Regions from separate parts of the Mus musculus genome. Here region 1 is linked to region 2. The links are chromatin loops, found by intact Hi-C in ENCODE. Cell type or tissue: left cerebral cortex. All regions are shown on one strand. Each heading gives the region's core, and the rest is flanking DNA. Links, peaks and the distances in the headings are about the cores only.

What was found. Hi-C counts contacts between places; a loop is a spot of excess contacts. Peaks named below come from ENCODE experiments on the same cell type or tissue, not always from the same donor. Only the 100,000 strongest peaks of a DNase experiment are listed, where the experiment ranks them.
Region 1: a loop joins it to region 2, with 2.6 times the contacts of the local background. A loop is called at or near these places in 4 of 42 quality-filtered maps.

What each region holds. Positions count from the first base shown.
Region 1 is chr9:99,766,191-99,775,657 of GRCm38, reverse strand. No RefSeq gene overlaps it. Among named protein-coding and RNA genes, the nearest start is that of Gm23949, 20 kb to the right of the region's middle. In left cerebral cortex, for the core only: no CTCF peak of the experiment used is centred there; a DNase peak (open chromatin) is centred at 4,783.
Region 2 is chr9:100,395,714-100,405,180 of GRCm38, reverse strand. The region is part of intron 1 of Gm34397 (a long non-coding RNA gene); the gene reads left to right. Among named protein-coding and RNA genes, the nearest start is that of Gm34397, 7.3 kb to the left of the region's middle. In left cerebral cortex, for the core only: CTCF peaks have their summits at 4,607 (motif pointing right) and 6,872 (motif pointing right); a DNase peak (open chromatin) is centred at 4,631.

The DNA.
Region 1 (9,467 bases), core at 1,078-9,077, 630 kb after region 2:
TGGACAATATATAACCTACTAAATTAAATCAAAAGGGCATAAACAACAGATAGATAGATAGATAGATAGATAGATAGATAGATAGATAGATAGATAGATAGATAGATAGATGAAAGCCCAAGAAAGGACATACATGTGAAATTCCATAGTAAAAATCCATTCCTTTTTAATCTTACCTTTGAAAAAGTAATAATAATTAGCATCTACAATATGTTTCTCCTGAGAGGAAAATCAACTATGGCTTTCAGGTGTCAAGTCCCACAGCATCGTGCATTTGAGGCCCACTCTGGTCTAAGTTACCTCAGTCAAGCCCGGGCTGTGGATAAGTGAGCTAGACTGTCAGAGGGGAGAATTGAAGTATGGAAGAGACCTTCGAAGCCATGGTTTTTGTGAATGGTGCTAACTAGTGCCTCTTGCTGTAGCCATTTCACAGGAGGAATGGTCTCTGCCATCCTTTGACCCTGACGCTTCTCCCGAGATGGTTCAGGAAGGAGCCCAACATTGGTTCTATAGCATTCCCTTTCTCCACCTTGGTAGCTAAGCACCTGACACATTGTTTTCATCATCCATTTAGAGGAGACAGTCAGTCCAGGCACAGTTAACTCTACCCCTCCTCTTCAGACTGTCTCCCCTTGTGTATCTTCCTTCTTTTTCGTGTGTTAGCCTCTCAGCTAGTATTATTTCCCTCGCTTTTGAAGACTCTGTGGGGTTTTGCTTTCTTTGTTTTCTTTTGTTTTTGAGGGAGGAACCAACCTCAAACCCAAGCCCACAGTCATTTGTTGAGTACAGAAATGCTTAAAGAGGATCAGATATTTTTAACAACAAAGTGTCACCAAAGCATGAGTAACCTGAAATTTTTTTCTCAGAAAAAAGCAGTAGATGTGTGATTCATGTTGCCTCCTGAAGACAAAACAGATAAGCAAAAGGAGAAGCCAGAAAGCAGGCGACTCACCGCGTAACTATGATAACCCATATGGTTGCCAGGATCCACATTTGCGTGTGTGATCTATAAGAAAGGGGTCCATGCTCAAATCAGAGGGAGAGATGAGGATGGCCTTCATGAAGTAGAGATCAGAGAGAGTAGGCATTGCTCTGCTTGCTGTACTCCGTTTCTTCACGATACCTGGACCACAGCAGCTAGACTCCAAAACGGAGGGACTTGCCAATCTAGAACTAAGTTAAAAAGCCACCACGGAGACTCTGCCTTGGTTTCCCACATTGTATCAGGACCAACACCCATGTACCTTTTTGTTCAAGTGGAAGAAGGAAGGTATTTTTACCTCCTTGACAAGAGAATTAAATTGTAACTATAAGTATTTAATGCTGTCCCAGCCTAAAATGGGGAGGAAAAGAAAAACTACTTTATCTATATACAAATAGGCAAGACAGAGAGAGACTTCAAGATTTCAGAGCATTAAAAGTGATGCAAAGCCCATTTAATGGACACCACCAGAGCTTTTTCCCCCCCAAGCACTGCAATTGATTGCCATGAGATTATGATGCCATTAAAATTCACTCTGCCCATAAACTAATGCTGAGGAAAATGCTGACGTTTATAGCGCTTCCTACAAGGGACATATTTCAGTGTGAAAGTAAGTCCTAATGTGAGAACTTTATCTCAGTAAAGCAACATCTAAGCTGGGGGAAGGAGGAGGAGGAAGAGAGGCCGTGCAGGAGTGCTGTGAGTTTTATTTCTCTCAATAATGGGTGTATGGATGCTAAATTCCAAAGACTTTTTAAAATAAATCTATTGGCCTTTGACAAAATCAATCCAAACCCCATAAACCAAGAAGTCATCCACTTGATATTAATGAGCCCACATTTGCATTTATTTGTCTCTTACACTAGACAAACCATTAATTTCATGTTTATGCTTCCTTTGAAGTCTGAATGCTCATAGATAGATGGCCTCATCGAATCTCCTGCTGCTACATTAATATTTCGCTATAAATGATAAATTTTATCATTTTCCACAACACCCCTTTTTACTTTAAGAAAGCTGTGAAAATACAAGCAATAAGTCTTGAGGTCTGAAAGCGCAGCACTCTTTTTTTTTTTTTTTTTTTAAATACTCTTCAGCTGAGATCATTAAAATAGTGATGTCTTTAGCATCAGGATACCCTTGATGGCCTCTGGGTTTGAAATCAACGTGATGTATAATCAGCCTCTCGTGAGTAAAAGATGGTTCGTGTGGCTGGAACTGACAGTCAAGCGCATTCCTGACCAGCGCTCAGTGCCTATGTTTATCTGATAATGTTTTAATTTCAGACATGAGCCTAATCCATTGACTCTAAAGAGGAAATCTTTGAGGTAGAAGTATTTAGCACCAGTGAAGTATTGTCCCTGGGTCATTTGGTAGGATATTAGAAATGGCAAACTACCAAGCAGGAGGTCCACGGGCTCTAGATGGAATGGATCACCGTTAATCAGTCCACATGCATATACCACGCAGATGGTCCCCGATGGTACTGCTACTGTTTGATGGTGGTGCCAATGACCGTGATGGTGGTGATTGATGAGTGCTGCTTCAACCTTTCTACATGTCCAGCACTGACCCTGGACTCTGAGGCCATCCTTCCAACAATCCTGGAGACAATTGCTACTGTCTCAGATTACTGATAATGGAACTGAAACTCAAAAAGCATAAATCATTTGCCAACTAAGCAACTGATGGAGAGCATGGGAGGTGCAGTTGCCTCTTTACACTGAGCTATCGCATGTAGAGCCCCCAGGAACGTCTAGAGATGCCTTGAACTCCAAATCTAAATTCCATTTCCACAGTAAAAGGAAGGAAGGGACCCAAGCCAGGAGTTTCCATGTGATCAACTTTGATGACAGTCACTTCAAGTCACCCTGAGTCAGGTACATACAATTAGAATGTCTCTTCACTTTTAATCTAGAACACTCTAGTAACATGTTCTTTGCCTTCTCTCATCCTTCAAGGGCTCTCTCTTCTGTTACTGACAGGTCCATCAGTCTAGTCTCTTTCACAGATGTGCACACAACTCTCTGAGACCATACCTATTGCTCTGTCTCCGTTCCACCAGCTAAATGGACTTCGTTTTGCTTACCCAAATACAACACTTCAGCCACAATTCATGTTTTATGTTCATGTGTCGTTAAAATTAATGTGTAGCTTCTTTATACGCTTATAAATATACATCCATATCTATCTTTTTAGATTACACTCCTTTTGGAGGATGAGCAGAAAGTCTCTCCTACCGGAGTTCCATATTCAAATTGATTCTATGAAAAATACTATTCGCACGAAGTAAAAAGACGCATTACAAGAAAAACATAAATTGTTAAAATGTCAAATGACTGCTTGGCTTATTTTTACTTTACTTCTGAGACAGAGTTGTGATTAAAGACTGGAGTGAAATGTTTTAAATGAAAACAAAAATAAGAATATTTAACTGGCAAGAAATGAGAAAGGCAGCTTGGTAGAAAATATCGGAGAGGCCCTCCATTTGGTCAAGAGCATAAATGGCTCAGGTATTGAGACTAGGCCTGTTCTGCTTGCATTACCAAAGGGATACAGAGCATACGTGCAAGGGTAGAGATCAACTTCCTGACCACAGGGCAGGCTGCAGACAGAGGCTAGGCATCCTTAAGTAAACTAGCAGACTGGGTGGAAGAAAAATCGCAACCACTCTCTGTTGGCCGGTTTTTATTGTCGTTCTTATTCACGTGTCTGGATGTTTTGTCTGCAGATAAGAATGTGCACCCTGTGCATGGTGCACATGGAGGTAAAAGAGGGAGTTGAATGCCCCAGAACTGGAGTTACAGATGTTGGGAGCTGCTACATGTGTGCTAGAAACCAAACATGGGTCTTCTCTGCAAGAGAAGTGCTCCTGACCATGTGTTGATCCATCTCTCCAGCCCTTCTTTCATGGACTTTTGATGTTTCCCATTTAATTATACAATTGTCCTTAACTAAACACTACTATTACCTCTGTTTTAAACTCAGGAAAAGCAAGACCTTGGAAGAACATATAAGTTGCATAGAGATGCTAAGGTACTAAGATCGAAGGTACTAAGAAATAAAGCTGAAATTCAGACCCAGAATGCTCTGCTCCAGACCAATGCTGTCTGGCTTCTTTAGTAGCCACATGTGAACTCAAGAAGAAAGCCTGCTTCAGCTCACCCTACACAGTAACTGTGGTCGCCTGCTTCAATAAATGGCCCTCTCTTTACAATGGAGTGGGCAGTAATTGAAAAGAAAATCATTATAATCTCCCAAGTGATCATGACCATGGACAGAGCCATTCTTTCTAGACTTGGAGTTAGAATAAAGGGCCTATCATCCAACTTCTCTGCTTCACAGAAAATAAGGGGCTCTTGAGTGTTAGCATGTTGTCTTAAAAGAGAACTGTGCCCACAGTGACCAGACACCTTGAAAAGAATTTAACCAAGTCAGTCACTGAAAAGCTCACCTACATTCCCCCAGGTCACTAGCAGTGTGATTAAGGGATCCAGGGGGGTCTTTCATTTGTCCCCTCTATCTCACTCTTCTTTTTCATTTGAAAAATTGTAAGTTCTCTATGGGGTTTCCTGAATCTGGATCCAAGGCTGAAATTTCCTTTCACTTCAGACTCACACAGAGAGAGGAATAGAGATGAGAATGAGGAAAACAAAATTCTATTTTTCTGAACCAGCAATGTTTACACCCAAGGCTCAGCGGAGACACAAGAGACAAAGTTCTTTTGTCTGTGCAACAATAGCCCCCGGGGAGCTGGTGCCGTCCTGCTGGGCAAGGTTGCCGCGCCAGCCCCATTGTGTAAGATGTGAGTGAGTGTGTCGATGCTTCTGCCGCCAGAGACTGTTGTGTGCTCAGAACAGTGCCCATTGTGCCCATCTTGCAAGAAGGACTTGGGCTCACCGATGGAAAACACTCACTGTCACTGTCCCCTAACCTCCGCTTTGCCATCCAAATCTCACGTTATGGATATAATCCAGACCTCTGTCATTTGAGGTCCTCTTGCCCTGTACTTCTGAAACAAAAGCTATTATACTGCACCATGAAAAAAAAAAAAAAAAACGTGGACGTGCAGACATAAAGGGGCCTGGAACACCAGCCTCCAAGGGAGCTCCATTTAAAGTTTTAAAATCAAGGAAAACAAAACACTTCCGATTAAAAAACAAGCTTCCATGCCTTTGAGCGCGCACGCACACACACACACAGGTGCATTCATGAGAACATTTCATCAAAATGCTCAGGACAAGAGAGAGTGACCTGTCCTTGCTTTCAGACGCAGAGAGGTGTAGTTGGAGAAGAGGGCCAGACAAGAAGGAAGCCTGAGCTTGCTGAACAAGGCTCGTTCCAATTAATGGGCTCTAACACAGGCAGAAAGGGCACACTTTAACTAAGACACATGGCAGGCAGAGAATATAATCTCTGCACAAATGAAGGGTGCAACCCCACTTTCTTAAAACAGCTTCTCACACCTCTAAAACAAACACAACCAAAAGCAGGTCATATTTTCCTCCCAGTAAGGGAGGCTCTGTGTTCTCCACAAACACCCAGGACACCACCCTGGCAAAGTGGTAGCTATACTGGGTTTGTCATTTAACTCTCTAAGAATCTCAAGGTATTTTGAAAACATAGGGGGTGGGGACTAGGTGCAGGAAATAACACGTTCCTCAAGTCCAAAATGACTCTGAGAAATCACTTGAGGCTCACTCCAGGTTTTAGCATCACATTCTCTGCCTGCAGGACCCAGGGAGAAAAGATGCAGCATCTTCTTAAAGCCATCCAATGCTAAGCATCACACGTCTCCCCAGCCACCCATTCTTAGACCAAAATGTATGTCTACTGCTTTCCTCTTGCAATCCTTCCACCTAGGAACCCTTCCTGCTTGCATACCCTTGCCACCTTCTTCTCATTGTCTATCCAGTTCCTATTTCACAACTGATCTTTAACACACACCCTTCCGTCAAACTCCAGCAGTGGATGAGTGAGGAAACCCCTTCCCTACAGGCATCTGCCTTGCTCTTACTGCAGACATCATCAGATGGTCTTGGAACCTTTCTCGGTGGCATTGGGAGCTGCCAACAAGATGCCCTTTGGTTAATTGGAATTCATGCTAATTCTGTGACCTATCACAGGGATAGAGGGGTGGCTCTGCATCTTGAAGATGAAAAACTCGTTTATGTCACTCAGTATTGGAATGCTGTTGTCGGAGGTGTTGGTATTGATGGTGGTGGTGGTGGTGGTGTGTGTGTGTGTGTGTGTGTGTGTGTGTGTGTGTGTGTTGCTGAAGATGAAGTCCAGGGTCTTGCACATTCTGGGCCATATCTCCAGGCCAGCAGTGCCCAGTGCCCTCATAAGTACTATTCTTATCACATCAATTTCCTAAATAAGAATTTGTCAGGCTGTTTGCTGTCTTTGGGGACAAACTATCTCATTTTCCCTTCATTCTGCCTCCTGCTAGACCAGATGTTGTCCTGGTCTCTGATGGCAGAAAGACATCTCTGTGCGCCATTGTCAAACCGATTCCTGACTTCATCTTTCTGAGTCAGTCAAACCTGTTCCCTGACCAACTTCTCATCCCAGTCTGTTTATTTCTTTTGCTTGGATTGAGCCCACAGTTTTTGCTGGAAAGTGAGGAAATAGTAGGAGAGGGCGAGAAATGAGAGGAAAGGGGGATGGAGAAAAAGATAGGGCTGTGTGTGTGGGGGGGAATAGAAATGTGGGAGAAAGAGAGAGAATGGAATGTTTGCACCAAACCACCTAGTCACCTGACTTCCCAGCATGCATTGCGATCTGGTAAGTTCTGCTTTGGAATTTCTAAAGTCTGCTGTCCCCTGCTGAAAATGGTATTGAGCGAAGACAGAGCCATTTGCAGTCACAGACTCTACAGGTCCAGTAGATCCTCTTTTGAAGTCCTGCCTATCCACAGCATCTATTGTGCATCTACATTTCATTGCTCATCCTTAGTCCTCGTGATGATGTAATTTATATACAGAGAGACAGAAACAAGAGTTAAACAGAGATACAGAGGTGTGTGTGTGTGTGTGTGTGTGTGTGTGTGTGTGTGTGTGTGCGCGTGCGCGCGCATGCGTGCGTGCGTGGGGGGAGAGGAGAGCATGATATTAGTGTGGTAGAAGCCAGTTCATCTATTTCTTTATCATCACGCATCCCAAGCTGGCTTTGAACTTATGATCCTCCAACCTCTGCCCTCAAAGGCTGGAACTACAAGAGCGAATTGCTACATGTTTTTAAGCTGTCTATTAATGAGTGCTATAAAGTGAAACAGAAATGCAATGTGTTGGATTTCAGCAGAGTTCTTTTCAAGGCAATTATTTTTAGAGGAACTCACCCTGTATTTATAACCATTTTCTTTCCCTTATTAGATTTGGCATCCCCACCCATCCTGCCCCTAGAGTCCCTCTCATGTGTCTACAACATGGCAATGTACCAGTTGAAACCACAAGTAATTCAACCTAAGGCCAAAGCCAATTCCAAATTATTTGTCTCAACAGAACTACCTGAATTTGCCAAGTGCTCTGATGCTCCACAGCCATAATTATGTTTCATAATTTGCTGCTCTGTAGACACTTGGAGACAGAAGTGCTGAATTAATTGTAGCATTTTTGTGACCTCTAGACTTTCTCCATTAAGATCAGGTTAATTTTCAACATGAGAAGACTCATTTTTCTGAACAGAATACTATCAGTAATAAACACGGAGCATAAGTGTGCGGTATGCACAAGTGGCTGCTATCAAACAGCTCTTCGATCACAGCCCAGTTCCGCTGAAAAGCCATTTACGTCAAATGCATTAGGAGAGGATGTGATGAGCATTTGATTGGTTTGGGCTTTGTGGACAGGCAGCAGCATCTCTCAACGATTTGGATATATGTTTGTGATGAGGTAAAACCGTGAGTAGGCGTGTTCACCTCAAGGTTCATTGACAGGGTCTGAGGTGTTTTTGAAAAAGAGGAAGACTTCACGGAGCCACCTGGGGGGACCACTCGTTGGAGGCGCTTCATATTACTAGAGGCCACAGGGCTTGTGCTGTTTTGAAGGACTCCTCACCATCCTTCATGCTTGCTCTGACTATGCAGATGCCAATTGAACGGCCCTTGAAGTAATCTGAGCCAACACTCCAGGGTATTGTTTTAACTCCAGTGTATGTGTAAAGCAGGCCAGACTGTAGCTTGGTGGCCTTGCAGTGAAATGCACCTTAGCTGACTAAGAGGGGCTTTTCATAGCATCATCCTGGCCGATTAATGAGCTGTCAAGTTTCTGACCAAGCTTCATCCACTTCTTAGTGAGAGATTCTGGGTAGGAGACTCTCACTCATGAGCAGCATCAATAAGAAGCAGAAATGGCCCTAGAACTAACCAAGATACATTATTTAGTGTCACATGATTTCTGAGACACTGACTTATTCCACATTACCCCCTGTGTTATTTCCAAAAGATAGCATGAATATGATCTCTTTCCATAGAGTGTTAAGTAGAAGATGTAAATTTTGGAACAAATCTAAATCATCAATGCCCTCTTCTAAGTGGGTGTGGCTAGCTTGTAACATTTATAAGAAATTTGGGGTAGATTAATAGTCTTTATAGCTGGGATTCTTAGTTTCCCTGGAGAAAAAAAAATGGGGAAATTAAGCTAAAGAGCTGGGGCACGGCAAGAAGTGGCATTCCCATAAGTCCAGTTTTGGAGAATGTCAGTGTAGCATGCGGCTCCTGCATCCTGGAGGGGTGGGACACATGCAAACGTTCAGAAACAGACAGGATGCTGGCGATGTGGGGCCTCGGCACAACCACATGCCATTAAATCCAAGACCTTTTGGCATTCTGCGTTCTAATCGAAAATATTGTCGATGTTTAAAAATTCTAAATTGTTCATGTGGTGAGCCGAGACGAAGTGCACAGTAGGCTCCTCAACTTCTCGTGGTACCACAGCCCTTCCAGAGACTCTCCAGAGAACGTGAGACAAAGCTAGACTGCAGATAGCTTTCCTGACCGCTGGCATGTGTGTGGGGCCAATTAAAACTGCGGAGAGATCTGGGTTGGAAACGTCACACTGAAATAGTTGTTCTCAAATACTCTTCAAACACATCGCAGTCACTTATATGAAAGAAATGTCAAGCTGGTAATATTTATGTAATGTTCATCTAGAGTTTAAATGCCTCGAAATAAATTTTAGGTGTCCAACATAATTCTAGTTGTCCTTGGAAACAATGAGAACATGGCTTCAGGTTCCCCAGCAAATATCTGAATCTTATGAAATGACACAACGTTTACATCCGAGTGAAGTGCATTCTTTGATATACTGTAGGTCAAATCTAGGTTATTTATAAAGCCTAATGCAAATTGTGAAATAAGTTGAAGCTGTGGGTGTGAAACCTGTGGATATGTGGGGCAATGGCACATCTCTCCCATCATCCAGTCCTTAGATCAAGCCCTAGGTGCTGCACGCCTTACTTCTGGGAACAGCCTAGAGCTCACTTG
Region 2 (9,467 bases), core at 383-8,382:
ATTTGGAACCTAGAGGTCAAGTTGGGAAAGTTTGTCCCCTGCTTCCACCATGTGGGTGCTGGGCGGGGATTGGTCAGATACTTAGTAGCAATCACCTTCATCCACTGAGTCATCTCGCTAGCCTGATTTCTAATTTTTTTCCACTTCAAAGGACTGATTTATTTTACAAAATCTACCTTTTATCCATTTACTGTTACGTGTAGTAGGGCACAGCATCACACTGGACTTCATCTGGATTTCATTCAAAGCCACTGAACACGTAAGCAATACCCGAGTTGGTCTCTGCCAACAGTGTTCCTTCTATCTCAACACTCAGTTTCCGTGCCAATTTGAAACTGGTTATATGAAACTGGTTATATGAACGGGCATCTCGGTAGTTCAGCACTGGCATGCAGTGTTCTATAAGCTCTCAGGCCTCAGTCTGACCAACACTGGTTGTTGTAATATTGCAGAAATGAGACAGGGAGCCATAGAAACCCAGCATGTCTGTGGCAATTACCACTCCACCGTCGAACTTTACCCCCATTACTGATGTCCCAGTCACCATGGGGTTTTGGGTATTGGAACCCTTCCTTGCATGGAAGATGGGCCCATGAGGCCACTGGGAGTGGACGGGACATGGTAAAACTGTCTAGGAGCCAGACTCCCAGCCCAGTAGCCAATCTGCCATTCCCAAAATGCTTCCATTTTAGTCATCTCAGCTGAAGGTCAAAAAAATTGATTTTTAATATTTTTAAGTTTGTTGATTTTGTGTGTAGCGCAGGACATTGTCTATATCGGTATATATTACATGAACACTCAACAAAATATGTATTTTGTTGTTGGGTTGAAAGTTATGTGAATATTGATTCGATTCTGTTAGATAAATATGTTATGATTTTATATCTTTTTTAAAAAAAGATTTAGTTATTTTATTTGAGTACACAGTTGCTATCTTCAGACACACCAGAAGAGGGCATCAGATCTCATTATAGATGGTTGTGAGCCACTATGTGGTTGCTGGGAATTGAACTCAGGATCTCTGGAAGAGCAGTCAGTGCTCTTAACCTCTGAGACATCTCTCCAGCCTCCATCTTATTTTTTTGTCTAGGTGTTCCAATTAATTTCTGTGAGGGGGCTGGTGAAGAATTCAGTATAATTGTAGATTTATGGATTTATGTAATTCTTATTGATTGATTGATTGATTGATTGATTGTGTGTCAGGTGAATGTGCATGCTTGTGTGTGCATATATGTGTTCTGTGGAGGTCAAAGGTCAACCGTGGGTATCATTATCAGGAGCTGATAGTTACTTCTCATTTATTTTTATTTTATGTGTAAGAGTATTTTCCTGAATGTATGTATGCACACCATTTGTGTGCCTGGTTCTAGTGGAGGCCAGAAGAGGGCATTAGATATCCTGGAACTGAAGTTAATGAGCAGTTGTGTGCCTCCAAATGGGTGCTTGAAACTGAACCTGGGTCCTTTGCAAGAACAGCAAGTTCTCCTAACTGATGAGCCATTTCTCCAGCCCTTAGGAATCCGTTTTAAAGATAGGGTCTCTCGAAGGACCTGGAGCTTGCTGATTAGGGTTGGCTGGCTAGCTGATAGAGCCTAGGGGTCTATATTTTTCTGTCTCCTCATGTTGAGATTACAAGCAGGTACCTTGCTGATATCCATCACTTGGGCAGAGGACTGAACACAAATCCCAGTGCTTCTGTGACCTGCATTTTCCTGTCTAGGCTCCTCAGTCCTTCTGTTTTATTTTTGATATACATGTTCTATAGCTGTGCTATTCAGCACATATACATTTAGAATTACTATTCTCAGTATAGTTGCCTTTTTAGCCATTGAGTAATGTCCTTTTTCTGTGTCTAGTAATTTCTTACCCTAAAGTCTTTTTCTGATATTAATATAGTTATTTTGTGTTTTCTGAATATTTTGCTTGATATATAGATATTACACCTTTTTAGTTCCAGTCAGCCAACATCCTTACACTGGAAGTGAGTTTCTTGAAGACAGCGTGTAGTTGATCCACTCTGCCAGGCTCTGCCTTTTAACTGGTGTATTTAAACAACTTCTGTTTAATATAACTGTTTATACATTGGTTGTCTCAATCTCCCTTTTATTTATTTTTTTGTTTTCTCTTTGTGCCTTCTGTTATAAGTTTTCTGTTTTATTTGTTCTAGTGACTAGTGGATTTACTAGACATTTTTAGAATAAAAAAATACAGAGCAATTTAGATTTGAATAAAGATAGACTGTAAAGTACAGAGACTTCCAAGGTATCCTAGAGTCACACATATATGGTTTCAATCATTCTCCTCTCTCCAAGGGTGGTGTATTTGTTATAAACAATGAAGCTATATCTACATTTCATGATCACTGTGAGTCCCTACATTATGGGCTTGAACATTAAAACCATTCAATGTAGGGGAAATCTGTACTAATCACCTCCTACCGCCAAGGCTCAGGGAATGTTGCTGAAAAGGATAGGAAAAATGTAAGGGCTGAACAACGGGAAGGAGCGCTGTAAGGTGTTGTCTTCTGGACAGGACACGGCTTACTGCCATCACAATCTCATAGCGGGGCGCTTCCATTTCATCTTCTAAATCTCCAGGAAACCTCCAGCTTCCCTGCTCACTCAGGATCCTGCAGGGAGGGCATTTTAGCATCTGAAGCTTCAACTTAGGATGATGTGACCCAGCACTCGCCTTAGGGCCCAGGAAGGGTCTAGGTATTTATTGGGAAGTTTCTATGGCCAGGAATCATCCTAGGGTGACTTAAAAAAAAATCTCACTTAATCCTTCCGCAGAAGAACTTTGGAAATAAGTGGCATTACTTTCGCTAAACAGCGAAGGGTTTAAACAGCTCACCACATGTCACAAAGACACCAAACAAGGTCACTAGCATGCAAACGCACATCTATCCATCTCTTAAACTTTTTCATTTCAATCAGCTCGTCTCAGTTATATGTTGTTACATCATTTACCCTCGTTTATACCATTTTGGAAGATTAACTGTATCTTCATTGAACTATCAGTGACCTTTAGCTTTTCCATACTGTTAAATGGATGCATAAAAACATAAAAATGAGGTAGGCAGGTGGTACACTGTTAATCCCTGCACTCAGGAGGCAGAGGTAGGTGGATCTCTGAATGTGAGATCCAGGGCTGTCAGGACTACATAGAGAAATCCTGACCCAAGCAAACAACAACAACAACAAACTAAAACAAAACAAAACAAAACAAAACACAAACCAACCAACCAACCAACCAACCAACCAACCCACACACACAAACAACAAACAAAAACAGAAAAACCAAACCAAACCAATAAAAAACCCAACTCAACCCAACCCAAACCAACCCCTCCTCCAAACCAAAAAACCACCCTCCAAACCCCCAAAACATAAAAATGATATCACTTATGGGGTGCCATATGTTGCTTTGATAGTGCAGATGCTATCTAGTGTTCCAATCAGGTTAAATGTATCAGAACATTTGACAACATCCATATCTGATTTCCCGTGGCCATAGTCAGCTGGAAGGAGCATGGCGGTGAGGCCTTGTTTAGAACACTCATTGCCTCATTGCTCACACATGTGCTGCCTGGTCTGGACATCTGTGTTTGCCACCAACCCAACAAACGATTAATGTAACTGTGAAGGTTTATTTTATTTTATTTTATTTTTGTAGACAGGGTTTCTCTGTGTAGTCCTGGCTGCCCTGGGATTTGCTCTTTAGAACAGGCTGGCCTTGAACTCAGATATTCACCTGTCTCTGTCTCTCCCATGCTGGGATTAAAGGCGTGCACCACCACTGCCCAGGCAGCATTTTTGCTTGTTTGTTTATTTTGCTTTTAACAATCAATGTATTGAAATGAAAAGGCAAGCTAGTTATCTGTGTCAGAGATGATTTAAATCTGTGAGCATTACGGAGAAGGGAGATGGACACCAACCAACATAGGGGCGCTGAGGAGGATGAGGGAGATGAGCGAAACCGCCTCGAACTCGCTGGCACTATCTAGAGGTAAAGAAATAGCGATCACCCGGGAAAGTACTAAAATCTCCCAATGCCCTGGGAAGACAATAAAATCTGTTCTAGCTCCGGAAACTTGTCCTTTCCGTTTGGCCAAATCTCACATTAGTAACTTTTCTTTCTGAAAAAAAAAAAAAAAAAAAAAAAAAAAAGCAAGTTTGTGTGTGTGTGGTTGAAGTGGGTATTTAGTTCCTGCAAGCCGCATCCATTCTGGGAAGAGACCCTTCATGAACACATTCAATCCTCTGCAAACAGAAGATTTTTGTAACTTGGTGACCCGAAGTCTAAACTTCAAAAACAAATTTAAACCTTGACAAGTGTTTTTGACTGGGTCTTTATGGTGTTGCGGCTGACCCAGGGCTCCCTGGATGCTAGGCAGGTGAATGCCCTACCAACTGAGCTACATCCCGAGCGCCAGCTACCGAGATTTCAGGAACTGGCTGAGCGTAGTTGAATAGTTGGGGGAAGTTAATTAAGAAATCAATTCTGCAGAAATCAATCCAAATGAATCTGTTTATGACTCTCCAGTCTTAAGAGTGGCTTGCTTTCTGTTTGGGGCTTTCCTCTACAGATGTGGGCAGGTGCTGTTATAATGACGAAATGACCACAAGAGGGCAGCAAAGACAAAATTTTGTTCTTTGCACAAGGGGACCAGTGAACTAGGTCATAAAAGGGAAGGTGCTCAGAAGAGGGCAAAGAAGAAAAAGAAGAACGGGTAAGCTCGTCCACAGAAGGTTATAGATTTGTTTATAGTCTTGTTAGTAACGTATTAAAATGACAGAATAGATCACAATGTACCCACTATTTGACTGGAGTCTGCTTTAAGAGAGCATAGAAAAAGACTTAAAATCAGTACTCTAGAGGACCCTGTGTGTTTGCAAGTGTTTGTGGGTGAATAGGTTCCTTTCTTTCAGCTCTGACTGAAGATAACCTGCGCAGTTTGTCATCCTCAGAGCACAGGGCATTTCCTCCACTGACTGCTCCTAGAGCAAAGATGAAGCCCAATTTCCATAGCCTCAAAATGTCTAGGAGCCACAAAGGGCCATACTTGTTTTTTGTTCCTCAAAATGATGAGACAGCCGCCAGTGTCTCCGTGTTTGTTTGGGCAAAGCTGGCAGTGCCAGAAGTCGAGAGAGCTCTCAGTCGCATGACTTTAAGACTAGAAAAAGGCCCTCCAAGCTCTTGTCTTGATGGCAGAAAATGAAAATTTCCCTTTTCCTTCCTTGTAATTCGTATTTATAAATAGCTGAAGTGCCAATCTTCATTAAAACAGAATTAGGAAATTCTGTGGTCCATAACAAGACTTTTTGAGATCTTTAAAATAAAAATTACATTAAGACAGGTGTTCAGGTGTTTATCTTGATATATATATATATATACCCAGGAGTCTTAAAAACTTGCTTCCTTAAGGATGAGATATAGAATATCCCGCCCAAAGTAGAGGAGTTCAGCCTGAAAACAGTCATCCATAGGAAAGACCTTGAAAAACCTGAGTCTGGACACCCAGAAAGCTTCCAGTGGCCACATCAGAAAGTACCCCATCAGCTGTCAGGTGGGAAGACAGAGTCTGAAGAAACAGTTGGATGTATGGTTAGTATGTATTCATTCTTGTATGTTCTTTTTAATCTTTTTAATCCCTCCTCCCTTTTTTTTTTTATGAAAGTCTGAACAAAAAAAGCTGTGTTAGTGTGATACAGGTAATTGCTTAAGCTTAAACAACAGAAGCCCCACAGAACAATTAATCTCCGATAGTGTTTAACATCAGGGGCTGTTTCCATGGAGCCAAAGAAACTGTTTATTATCTAGAGAAGGGGAGGGCACAGACAATAAACAAGGTTAGAGATAAATGGGGTCCCGTGGTTAGCAGTGTGGGGAGCTGGGGCTTCAGGGCACCCAAGTTCGGATGCACCAGTGACAATGCGCACAAGGAGAACGAACAGTGAACGCTTCCGATCTGCGGAGGATGCGGAGCACACAGAACCCTGGCTGTGTGGAGAGTCTGAAGGACTCTGAAGGGAGCAGAAGAGGCGGATGCACACAGCCAGCATCCGTGTGCATACCTGGAGTGGAGTGGGTGTGTCAAATCCAAAGTTACAGAGAGCAGATGCAGCGAGCAGGGAGGGTCAACCCAGGGCTTGACTGCCTGAACCACATGAACTTGTATTTCATCGGGTCAGCCACCGTTGCCACCGGAGGCATTGCTCAGCCTGAGTTCTGGAGAGCTGGTAGCTAATTCCCTGACATACCCCGAGTCCTGTGTAAACTGCACCTCAAATAAAGCCAAGTGCTCTTTCTCTTCCATAGAGGGTTTGAAAACGGGGATATTTTCCTTTCCGCTAGGTTTGCATTTGAGAGCACACGTGGGCTCCTTATCCTTGAATGTCCTACAGTGCCTTGGGTGGGGCACAAGGATCCTTGGGTCTCTAGCAAATGCCAGCTGGGTGCCACTCCCTACAGGAGGCAGGAAGCTGACCCTCAAGCCTCTGATGTCTTACTCTACTTCTTTGCTTTTCTTTTCCCTCCCTCTCCACTCCTGCCTTCTCGAAATACACCAGTTATCCATAAAATAACAGAATAGGCAAATGGCCCTTTTCAGGCTAACATTAACTAACATTAGCCTTTTGCTGCGAGCGCATCCGATTGGGTTTTAAATAACACAGGGCATCAGGTCTTCAGTTGAGGTCTCCTTGTGAATTTCGCTAAAGCTTTTTTTTTTTTTTTTTCTTGCCTTTCCTCTTTAACTTTCTTCAGATCTAAACACTTCCTGAAGCTGGATAGTAAAAAGATTTATTTCATTTACATGAATACATTGTAGCTATCTTCAGTCACACCAGCAGAGGGCATCGGATCCCATTACACATGGTTGTGAACCACCATGTGGTTGCTGGGAATTGAACTCTGGACTTCTGGAAGAGCAGGCAGTGCTCTTAACAGCTGAGCCATCTCTCCATCCCCACCCCCCACTTCCTTGTGATTTACATTACACATATTGGTTTTAAAAAGTGACATGGTTGTTATTTTGAGGAGTGGAGGTCATTAAGGAAAACTTTACCTAAACTCTGCACGGCAAGAATGTTTGCATAAACTGCTTTGGCCACCGAGGTTGTGGTTTAAGTTGTCACCTTGTGCTGGATTTCCACCTAACTGCCTTACGGTGCGCTCATATGAGTGATGCACTAATAAGGACTCTACTTCTTGCTGGGCATTTAGATGGCATACTGCTCTTCACTACCACTGTGAGGGCTGCTGTAAGGGCACCGCAGTTCATGATTCCCTTGACACCAAGGCTGAAGATCTCTGCTTGAGTTGTTTAAACTGGGTGATGCTGTACCTGTAACATACACGTTGTCGTTTGGAGATTTGAATATGTAAGAGAAGATACAAATCCCAGTAATTTCAACGGACATTATTAATGTTACCACTTTCCTTTTGTTTATAATGTGGCATGCTATTAGCGCAAAGCCACACTAGACATTACATACATGGCTTGCATCTGTGGCTCACCCACTGGACAGTGTTAATGGCAGTAGGATGTGAGTGAGGTTTATGGATTCTTGTCCCCCTCCCCCCACTCCTTCTTTCTGCTCTGAGTCGCCCTTGAGTTTTAATGTCACTGGCTGCCTATGAAGGAGCTCCTTTCATGGCAAACCCACCAATCATAACAGTCCTTCTGCCCTTGCCCTTACCGACCCTCCCAGCTTTCCTAATGGCTGCCAGGGCAGGGCAACCGTTAGGGGCATGGGTTAGGGGCATGGCTTTCAGGGGTTCTGTATGACTGAGGGTGTCAGATGCTAGGCCAGCAAGGGAGAGAGGTGTGATCCCATTATTTATGGAGTTTTGGGGGGTGATCACAGCGCTCTATTGGTGTCTTCTCAAAATTATTGGTCTGAGATTCTGCTTAAGGGTGCAGATTTAGCTCTAAGCGATCACGGCCAAACTTATATTATCTGAGTCAGCTTCTCTACCCAAGAAACTGAATAAAGCTGTGAAATGCTAATCCATCTCTACTGAGCTCGATACTGAAGGCATCAAGGGAGGGCCTCCCCTCCTTCCTCCAGGGACCCTCTCCGGGAAGGCAGGGATTTGCAACACCCCCTGCCCCAATGGAGACAGGGAAAGGCATGTACCATTCTCTCTGCTTCCACGGCAGCCTAAAAGAGGGCAGCTGAGGCAGGCTGGAAGGCACTTCTGTCCCCTATAGTGGTGGCGTCCCCATGTGTGACGCAGCTCCTCGGCATCACCATTTCCAATGAGAAAAATAAATTGCTTCTGTGTGGTTGCATGCAGAGGAGAGAGCCTTTTTAGCTGGCTGGAGCCGGGAGGTTGATAGAGAACCCGAGTCCTGCCTGCCAGTTGTTAGTGGGTAGAGCCTAGGGTGATTTTTCATTGTCTGCTGAGCACAAGCACACCCTCTTGGAGTGGGTCACAAATTTGAAAACAAATCTTCACAGTGGCTTTTCCAACCTGCTTCGGTTAAGAAGGATGGGATTGTTGCTCAGATTTTTCAAAGGACCAGAAAGTTGAGCGACACGGCTCGTATCCTTGCTGAAATATTTCTACACGACAGCTAACACTCCCATCTTCAACAGAGGCTCTGTTTGCATGAGGGGAAGACATGGTGTTGCAGCCATGCTGGCTTTGTAGTTAGGCAAAGTTAGAGTGGCAGCTCACTACCCTCATTATCTCCAGGGGCTTGGATAGAGGTTGGCCAGAATAAGCCTCAGTTTTTACATCTGTATAATAGGGACATCAGCATCATTTACATCATTTACATCAAGAATGCTAAAATGTAACTGATATTACAGTCAATTGCCATTACATAGGCCTATTTAAAAAGATTCAATTGAGTAAAGTCACTGGTCACTTTGGATCCAGATGCCTGCCTGCTCTGTTCCAACAATCTAGCTCTCAGATTATCTGCCTCATGGACTTGTTTCTCTCTAGGAAAAAGAAAATTTCAAATGGACACCCTATCCTCATGGCTACAGTTCTGTATCTGAATTTTGAGATAATCTAGATAGAAAAAAAAATCACATTTAAATTTAGAAAAAAATTGTGGAAATAAAGCTGATTTTTATTCTACAGTCACAACAGTGAGCCAGAATGTCTGAGCACATCTTCTGGGCTGGTAGAGCTGGGTGGAATGTTTATTTTAGGATGAACTTCAAGCTGGGAGAGATCTGTGAGAAACAGCTAAGATGTTCCAGTTGATTGGTTCCTTCTCCTACACTCCTGCAGTTCCGATAGCTGACACTAGGGGCGTGTGAGCGCCACTGAGCAGAGGCAAGCGAGCCTGATGATGCTTCCAGCTGTTCTTGGCTTGCTTGTTCCATTTGTTCCATAGAAATCTAATCTAGTTTACTTACTGATTCGAGTTTTGGCCAAGACAAAGGAGAAGACACTTCTGAGGACAACCATTTCTAACTTTCTAATGACAACCATTTCACACC